2 separate regions of the Mus musculus genome follow, and region 2 is linked to region 1. A link is a loop called in an ENCODE intact Hi-C map of the cell type or tissue named here. Cell type or tissue: gastrocnemius. All regions are shown on one strand. Region 1 overlaps Hs3st5 (heparan sulfate (glucosamine) 3-O-sulfotransferase 5). Region 2 overlaps Hs3st5 (heparan sulfate (glucosamine) 3-O-sulfotransferase 5).

Region 1 (5,000 bases):
CATCCTGAAGGCTATACTTTAGAAGTATGTATTCATCTAATGGGAGATGAGCACATATGTGTGTGTGTGTGTATGTGTGATATGTTAAATGAGGTAATAAGAATGATCACTCATTTTAGTCAACATAATCTTCAAAATGTCGTCTCAAGGTAAGAGTAACCTAGGCCTGCTGGGAGCCACAGAAAATGATTATTAAGTGATCAATGGATTATGGCAGCATGTGAGAAATACTAAGCGAAGGTCATGCTTAAGTTTATAAATGATAGAGTTACCTGGCTTTATTTCTTCACTGTGGCTATAAGCAAAATTAAACTATCAATCATCTTCCAACTTAAGTAAAACATAGGACAATAATTCAGATACATAGATGCCAGGCTAAAATACATTAAACCATCCAAAAAGCAATGAGGAATAATGAAAACTCTTACAAAAAAATTACGGAGCAGATATTTGGGGTACAATATGTGTCTGGAAACAAAAATTAGTCTGGGTAAGCTTCAGTTCAGTGATTTAGTGATCAAAAACTTCTTTCCAGTCCCCTTTTCATGCTCTTCTTTGCCATGAGAGCATTGGGCTGCATCTTCAGCCTCAATTCTTCATCTCACGCCCAAGTCACACTGTCTTTATTATTCATAGGAAGAACATGCCATACTTTCTCAACTTATCAATAGATCAACAACATTGACACTACTCTTACTGAATTAGGTTTGAACTTATTTAAAACGTTCCTAATTAGGAAGAGGACCAAGGGAGAAGGGGAGACAACAGTGTAAGCAAAGTACAATGATACTTACATATAAAAATGTTAAAAAAAAAAAAGGAAAAGAAAGAAGGAATGATGGAATGAAGGAAGGAAAGGGAGGGAAGGAGGGAAGGAAGGAAGGAAGGAAGGAAGGAAGGAAGGAAGGAAGGAAGGAAGGAAGGAAGAGAGGGAGGGAGGGAGGAAGTGCCACGGATGGATCGGGCCCAGTTGGCCTCTCTCTATCCGTGTGGAATCAGGGTTTCAGACAGATGGGCACAAAGAGTCGGTGAGAATTGACAAACAGACCCAGACAAGGGAGTGTTGAATCTGAATGTATTTTCTCCTAAAGAACACCAGCCTTTTAATACAGAAGAAAAACAAGAAAGCCAGGCGAACATATCCACCAAGTTACAGTGACACAAAACAAAAAAGAATGCATACATAAAAAGATGGTGTGGAGCCAGGCCATGTTTACCACTGAGAATAGGAACAATCCTTAATTAAAAAGATCTGCTAAACACAGGAGCCAGGTGAATGCTCTGATGCAATGCTAGTCTATTGTTAAACCCACCACCAGGGGTTCTTTAGTAAATACCTGATTATGCTATTCCTCTGGGCCTAGTGAAAAAAAAACCTGGACCAGGGAGTTCTACTAACCCTTTCATGTGACAACTCACCCATTTCCTAGACCATTTTGTATTCCTGTTTGGGTGTGATTCGGCTATTGTCCTAAGTAATTACTATGCAGACTAGCCCTGAGCTTTCAAGCTCTAGTCAAGTAAATTGTAATGCCTGATTATTTTCACTGTCTCTACTAGAAGTAAATTTGAGTGTTACCAAATTGGTAACATTCTTACTGAATTCCAAGCTCAGGGTCAGCTTCAAGGGCTGCCTAGGACATTGGAACACAGGCAAAGGCTTAGCTATATGTCAAAATCAATCCTAAAAGGCACTTATAATAAAACAATACTGAAAGAGAGCACATGGATCCATGCACCAGACTAACGCAGGGACAGGTTTTGAGTATACAGCTATGGGAATGCCAAGGTTCCAGGAGGCTGTTTCCGTGAAACTCGCCTCGTGACTGCTTACAGGCTTTTAGGCCTGCCAAGCAGACTTCACTGGAGTGGACGTAGCAAGGAAGGAAGGAAGGAAGGAAGGAAGGAAGGAAGGAAGGAAGGAAAGGAAAGGAAAGGAAAGGAAAGGAAAGGAAAGGAAAGGAAAGGAAAGGAAAGGAAAGGAAAAGAAAGGAAAGGAAGAAATTTAAGGAACTTTTAAAGGAAAATTAAAACCAAAACAAAACAGGAATGATTGGGCTTCAGTAGACATGTGATTCTCTGTTGGCTTCAGAAAAGAGAAAATAACTTATTGAATAACAATTCTATCCATAGGCATAGCCATTCTAATGTAACAGATATAAAAATCCCTGGGCAAAACACAAGATTTAAGAAGTGTTTCTGACTGATATCCATTCAATCAGCAGTTACACAAAAGTCAGTAAAATGAAAAACAAAAACAAAAACAAAAACAAAAACAAAACCACCATTCTGATATGGTATGGATAAGGATGCAATCAGAGGAATACATGATGACTTCTTTTCACATGGCATCATATGTTAAGGACTTGTGTTTTCTTCAGTCTTGTCTTTAGTGAATGGATTCTTAGGTACAATATTGGCCTACTAATAAAATGTGGCATCCTTATAGGTCAATTTTATTGCCTCTCCACTATACATTTATATAAAATGAATGCGCCCTCTAGTGGCTAGTGGTGATTTATTTTAGATTTGAGTACCTTCCTCCATAGCACACACTAAATGGTCTGTAATCATTAATTCTCAAGGGGGGTGGGACATCTTCCTGGAGACGAGGATGGAGGGCTGGGGGGGGGGGGGGAATGAGGAACTGTCAGAGGGCAGTCTGCAAGAGGGATAACAACTGAACTTTAAAAAAAAAGATAATTTTTTAAAAATGTTTTTGATTTTATAGGTATTATCAATCATTCCTATGATGATAGACATTTAAACCTGTATAACTTACATCTTTAAAAAATAATGAATCTTTTATTATATGTTATCATCAATAATAATATTGCAAAAATAATTACAAAAAAATTCAAAGCGTAAAAGTGTAGGAAGTTAGGAAGGTATCTACTATTTTATATGCTTACAAATCTACTTAACACATATATGGCTTATTCACAATCTGTCATAAATGCCTCAGTAGTCGGTGTGTTCTAACATTACATTTGTGTTGGTAGAGAAATAAAAAATTGAGCTCACATAATTCTGCAAGTGGAAAAGGAAAGAGTGATTTAATACCTTTCATGTAATTTTGAGCATCATTCTTTCTACTACAGCAAAAGTTGACAAGCAATAGTGTCTTAAAGGGTAGTTGTAATGTGGAATCTGAAACTATATCAATCAACTCCAGCATATTAAAATATATTGACCTATTTTTCACTTTGAATGGAGTTTTAGCAAGCATAAATTATAAAGTAATGCATTGGACTCTTACAAAGTACTGGTGTTATTTCTGAAGATTTTCTACCTGTTGACACATTTCTTTATTCAAAATTCACATTTATTAATACAACCAGTTACTTCATCAGAAAAGCTGTCACACTAATGGTGTCATAAGCATAGATTTTTTTCTAGTACTTTTTCTTGAAATCTGGAACCCTATATAAACAAATATTATCAACTTTGATCATTTCTTGACAAAATATCTGTAAAATAGCTAAGTATGAATGATGCTACAATGCTAATCCTTTTTTTTTACAGTAAAATAACTAGTACAATGAAAATGTGGCTAGTTCAGCTAGCAACTCAAATAATCCACCTGAGCCTTTCTCTCAAGAAAATATTTGTATTGGTGTATGCAGAACAAATGTTTTGTATGTATACTCGATTTCAGTACATAGTGTATTAATAAAAGCATATTCAAGGGTTGATAATATAGTTAGTAACTTGTACTCTTTCATTACATTCCTAGGTAAAGTTGTCTCCTTCTACTCTCTTCTCAGTATGAATGCATGACAATCAGTTTGGAGCAACTCACAAATGAGTTTTGTCCCAATCATGCAAATAGCAATGTAATGAAAAGAAAAAAAATAGCTTTGTCTTTTAAGAATCTCTGGCTAGTGACTAGAGGTAATCAGGAGTCTATGGGCCATACTTTGAAAGTTTTCCCCTATATGTTCACTATTAATCATATAACCATAAAAATGATTATAGACTAAATAGTCTCATTTAACCCTAGAAGACAAAGAGGTAACTGCTAAAAATGTGCCAAGTTTTATTCAGAAATCTAGTGTAAATAAAAATGTAATAAATGATTTATAACATGGGAATCCGAGTCAGAGACCTGATAGTCCTTATCTGTTTCTGAGTTTGCTAGAAATCATCATCCTGAATGCTCAACACCCATGCCCTGCCTGTGAAACATAAGATAAAATTGCTTCTTTGCTTCATTTTAAAAATCTCTTCATTCCTCCTGAAACCTATTTCTGACCACCAAAGAACAGGTAGCAGTAGGAGCTGTTGCAGACTGGGGGAAGGATATGGGAAACCTGTATACAATTAGCTGAAGTAGCAAGAGCAGAATAAACATATTCCATACTTGTTAAGCAAGGGACATTATCAGGAAATGCCAATTACACTTCTATGCTTGTTGATATAGGAAGTTGAAATTAAGATTGTGGGTTCTGAGAGAAAATTCTATATTTTGATTCCTAAGCCCACGTATTCTATTATATCCATAGTGCAGGTCTAGATCTAAGTTGGCTAGGACATCTTTCTGATTGTTACAGGATGCCTGTGGCTACATAGTACTATGGTCAGTGCTTAAATCATATCAACACTATTATTCTTTCTTTTATGAGAATAGTGAAGAGGGTCACATTTGAAGAACGTGTATTACAACTGGACTTACTTTTTTTCCTCACATAAATATCTATTGAGTATTACACTAAGATTTTTAAGGACTACACTAAAATCCCCTGTTTGATATAACAAAGAGATGTCTAAGAGTTTTATTGCTATATTAAAACTTAATATAGAAACTAAGATTAAAATTGGATTTATTGATGCTGGTCTAAAATACGAACTTAGAAGACATTCATAAAATAATTTTGATATTAAAGCCCATGTAAAATACAACATATCATATGTAAATTCTACTTTAAATTATCTCCCCATAAAGGTAAAGGGTGAAAAATTTGCATTTAAAAGTAAGAAGCAGATGAATGAGCATTTAC
Region 2 (5,000 bases), 290 kb before region 1:
CAACAACAACAACAACAACAACAACAACAACAACAACAACAACAACAACAGATTCCAGCAGCAAGTTGCTGTGGTTATGAAGACAATCTGATTTACCAAATAGCTTTTGGGACACAACAAAAGGTTGCCAGCGGGGCTAGAATTTAGACTGCACTTGATTGTCATTCTCGATTGAGGAGTCTGTAGTATCTTGATGAGTCTCTTGGTCCTTGTGCTTCTACCCCAGGATAATTCTTATATCAGGTGCAACACCAAGGACCATGCACCCAGAAGGTTCTACCCAGAAGGTCCTGTGACCCACCTGGCAAAAGACAGTGTTAATAGTCCATTAACATATATCATTAAATCTCTGGTCATCCACGTTTATGAGGGACATATAACTCTTTGAGTAAGAAGCATTAACCATGGAGCAAAGTATTTTAGTCATCTCCTGCAGTTATAGGAAACTATTTGTGCCTGAATTAAGTGTGTGTTTATGTGTGGTGGTTTCAGGTGGTTAGGGATTAAAGATATATTTTTTAAAAGATTTATTTATTTTATGTATTACAAGTACAGTGTAGCTGTCTTTAGACACACCAGAAGAGGGCATTGGATCCCATTACAGATGGTTGTGAGCAACCATGTGGTTGCTGGGAATGGAACCCATGACCTTCGGAAGAGCAATCAGTGCTCTTAACCACTGAGCCATCTCTGTAGTCCCTGGGATTTAAAGATATTCATCTTCAGGTCTGATAGCCCCCTACTTGGGGGCTTGATAGAACCCCTATCTTGGGTTCTTTGTATAATTATAATGGAAGTTACTTGGGTTCCAAAATGGCTCTCTAAGTTTATGATCCACTGGAAATGACACCATGGCTTAAATACCTCCCTCTGTTTCTAGTTGAAACTATTTGATAAAGCTGCACAGTGTTGCCAAGCCTCTGGAAGGAATGCGAGGTGTTCATGATGGCAAAGCAGTAACTCATTAACAAGAACCCTAGCAGAGTGACCATAAGGGGCTGTGGATTTCTCTAGAAGTCTGCCTGTCTGATGACAGCAGGACACATTTTTTTCTAAACAGGGAAAGTCCACAGTGGAAGTCTGCTATTAAGTCATATGTTCTTTATTTCTCTACCTGGCTTAATCAGTATTGCTGTGATTGGCTTTCCAGTTAAATGAGGCATGACACCCTCAAGTTCTGCCATCGGAGGCCCCGGCTTTGACAGCATTGCATCAACTCATTTAGAAAGAACAGGAACTAGAAATCATCAACTCATTTAGAAAGAACAGCAACTAGAAATCACGGTGCCTTTGTTTTCCAGAACTGGTTGAACTAAAACTAAAAGTCTAGAAGTTGGCTTAAGTCAAACAGAATCTTAGAACAAAGTCTGATTATTCCACGGATAGCATTTTAAACTTCCCTTAGGAGGAAAAGTCTGTCTGTTTTTTTGTTTTGTTTTGTTTTGTTTTGTTTTGTTTTGTTTTTTTCCAAATCAAGCACAGCATGCCGAATGGTATACCAAATGCTACATGGGCACTGAGAGTAAATTTCTAATATTCTCACCATACAAATAGAAACTATTTGAGGCTATGAATATGTTAATTAGCTCAATTTGATCATTTTACAAAGCACTACAAAACTACGACATCATTTTGTATGTCCATAGTATAACAGTCCACATCTTGCCAACATATGACAAGAAATAAAAAAGAAAGTGTGTAACATGACACATTAGTATAGAGACATTTCAATTCATTAGCTGAGGCTAAATCTTAGACATGTCAGTGTTCCCTTGGGGCATAATTCAATATTAAGTCTACAGGTCCATGTTAGCTGTATGGTGCTCTTGGAGTACCTCTGTGAGATTAGTGCTAATTCATTATGTCCTGGAATGGAAGATTCAGAGTTTGCTCTGACAGCTGACAGTTGAGGTGCAGGAAAGAATGAGGCAGCTCTTTATATTAGCCTCCTTCCTGCCTAGGAAAGATGTGAATGACATTTGGAGTTTCAGACTCACCCTCCAGAGTTGTTATACAGTGAGGGCCTGCTGTTGCTGCTCTGCCTGTGTCATTCTGAGGGAAGAATGTCCTGCTAACTCAGACAGAAGAGGTGATGACCAAAACTGTGGCTGGAGAGACTGTCCATACTGATTATAGAGGGGAAAAGGCTATTTACTTAGGAAAGATCACCATCAGATTACTGGACAGGAAAAAGAGCTAAGAACCCCAACTCTTGTTACCACAAGGACAAACTCTTGTGATTCTCTAGGCATCCTGGTGTTGAGCAGAGCATTCTCAAACATTTCCTCCTGGCTAAGCACTTACAAAGCAGATGAACCATTTGCTGATGTTGTTATAACTCTTTCTGTCTTTTTCTGAGTAGTGTTTAGGTCAAAGTTAGAGTCTCTGATGTTGTGGGAGCACCCAATTTAGTGTTACTTTCTCTAGGTGGGAATGCAAGCCATCTCTTATTTTGTATATGCCAATGCTGTGTGGTTTGATCGCTTGAGTCCTGGCTTGCATCACCAGCACCAGCAGCTCTCACTACACACACCACAGAAGTGTTCTAATCTGATTTTACCTTTTCCCTGACCTGACTGTGATTAGAGGTTCAACTGCAGTCATGTTTCTTAGCTCTTTCTCTCGGGCACAGCAGCATGTGAATTCTATTAACACACTTAGTGGCAGACCAGCAGTGGAGTTTTCTGAGGTGGCTGTTGTGCCTTGATTTCCAGAGGGTTGAAATGTTTGTAAAGTGTTCTCCACCCCACCATTAAAGCACATTTTTACAAGAGTTTGGAAATCCAGGTGTGAAGGGAATTACTCCAAGTACCCTCAAAACCACACAGCTTCGACGCTGGAGGCCAGCAGGGGGCGCACAAAGCAAAAGGCATTTTTAAGGAAAGTTGCACATTGTGTAATTTTAATCCATTCCGTTTTAAATACCACAATAAATTTAATTTTCACAATAAATTAAATAGCCATATTCAGTTTACAAAATAGAATTACTTAGTGTGAAACGAGTATTTACATCATTTACACATATCTACAGGACATTTTTCTTTGTTGACATACAAACATGGAAGTAAAAGAATGTGGTGATTTTCCAGCACGTGATTGACATGCGACAAATGACACCATGGAACATACCAGGAAACTATAGTGCAAAATCACCACAAGAACTTTGGAACAGTGTTAATTTTCTGAGCTAAGACATTCTTTTAAATTATAAGAAAATAGCGTATTCTGTTTTCATGGCACCAATCCAGTGTTTGAATTAAAGAGCCAATGTTAGTTTAGGACAAAACCAAACCAAAACAAACAAAACAAACGAACAAACAGGCAAATGAATCATAAAACTGAATCCTCTAATTCCTGAAGCTGCGCAGCCATTGGTACATTTTCACATCTCATCTTTTGGCTTAAATCTGACAATGGTGGGTGACAAGTTCTAAGTCAAAGGAATTTTCTCAAAGGAAGACTAACTTGAGAATATCTGAGGTCACTTTCTACAGTCCCACCACCTCTTCCGTTTCCTTTCCTTTCCTTTCTGCAAATAGCTTAACAGATGCAACCATGTAGACAGTCATTTATTATTTATTTTTTGTAAAGTTTCAGTAGAAAAACAATTGATCTCATATTTGGTCACACACTGCATATGTACAAGTATTTATGGAAAAATGAATTGGGGAGCTGTGTCTGGGAAAGTGCATATTTTAATGTAGAGGGGACGCCATGCGTCTCTAGATACAACACATGGTGTTGTTTGCTATATTATTTTAGGGCCAGTTCAATGTCCTCCCAGTGATCTGGTAAAATTTTTGATTAAAAGGATGAAAGAATTTGCGCAATTTGGTAATGACGGAGGGGTCTACCTCTGGATGGATGCGCCCCTTGCTGCCCGCCAGGCACTTATTAAAGATAATGTTAAATCTCAGACAGTAAAACCCTCTGGTAGCATTGAAATATAAATTGTACTGACTTATCCTCGGAGGAAGGTTTAAGAACTTTTCCACCAGCTGTAGTTCCGGCAGAGGTTCTGTGATAAGACGGTCACCATCTACGATATGAAACTGTTCAATGGGAAAGTATTTCAACCAGCGCTCCAGATGTTTTGTGTATATGCTGGTCCTAACCGCCTTGTATTTCGTGTTCACTTCACAGGTATTAGGGTCTATAGCCAGTTTTTCAAACTTATAGTAGGTTTTGTTCTTCCGCTCCTTCCCCTCTAGCACCTGAGTATAATCAGAAATTGCTCTTGTGGTCGGCTCCCTGACAATGATCAACAGCTTGATGGATGAGTTCATCTTGTAAATCCTTTCCGGAACCTCTTCTGTGATGAAATATGCCGGGCTCTTTTCAATCGTGATTTGCTGAGGGTAGGAAAAAGGCATCTTTTTCCTGTACCACTCAATGCCCTTGGCATAATTCTCATCATTGTCAAAGAAGTGGATCTCTTGGGAAGCTTTGACCACTGCAGGATGGAGGTTGAGCATCTCTAGCAGGGCCCTTGTGCCCCCTTTTCTCACCCCAATGATAATGGCTTTGGGGAGCTGTTGGACCAGGTCATGGAGGTGAACCTGCTCCTTGGAAGAATTGCCCTTCCGGAACTCATGCAGCAAGCCTCTCTTAAACTGCAGGGCCCGCAGTGGCAACTCAGCCTGGTTGTGGGCACCACCAAATCGACTTTCAACAGGGCAAATGGGCTGGAGCCTGCAAGCAAAAGAGAAAGAACTTGTCACAATATACTTCTCTTCATTCTGCATCTGTGCCAGGCTCAAAATGAACACGCATTAATAAAGCCACTGGGTCCCAGGCTGCTGTAATCCATAATGAACATATGTTTGGGTATTTTTATGTTAAGTAACCCTGTATTCAGTAGAGCACAGATAATTGATGGGATTTTTTTTATTAGTGCTCCTTAAATTTTTTTATTCACCAAGCACTTAATTAACTGCAGCGTGTACTGATGCTAACAGTACAGGATAGACAAGTGACACCAGCCATACTAATAGCTTTGT

What was found. Peaks named below come from ENCODE experiments on the same cell type or tissue, not always from the same donor. Only the 100,000 strongest peaks of a DNase experiment are listed, where the experiment ranks them.
Region 2: it touches region 1 in a loop (5-fold over the local background); 4 of 42 quality-filtered maps call a loop at or near these places.

Annotation. Positions count from the first base shown.
Region 1 is chr10:36,544,329-36,549,328 of GRCm38, reverse strand. All of the region lies in intron 1 of Hs3st5 (heparan sulfate (glucosamine) 3-O-sulfotransferase 5), which reads right to left. Among named protein-coding and RNA genes, the nearest start is that of Hs3st5, 40 kb to the right of the region's middle. In gastrocnemius, a CTCF peak has its summit at 2,495 (motif pointing left); no DNase peak of the experiment used is centred here.
Region 2 is chr10:36,832,270-36,837,269 of GRCm38, reverse strand. It overlaps Hs3st5 (heparan sulfate (glucosamine) 3-O-sulfotransferase 5), which reads right to left. Exons shown (of 5, transcript NM_001253356.1): 5 at 2,873-4,692. The coding sequence ends at 3,759. Among named protein-coding and RNA genes, the nearest start is that of Gm22554, 59 kb to the right of the region's middle. In gastrocnemius, a CTCF peak has its summit at 2,849 (motif pointing right); a DNase peak (open chromatin) is centred at 2,844.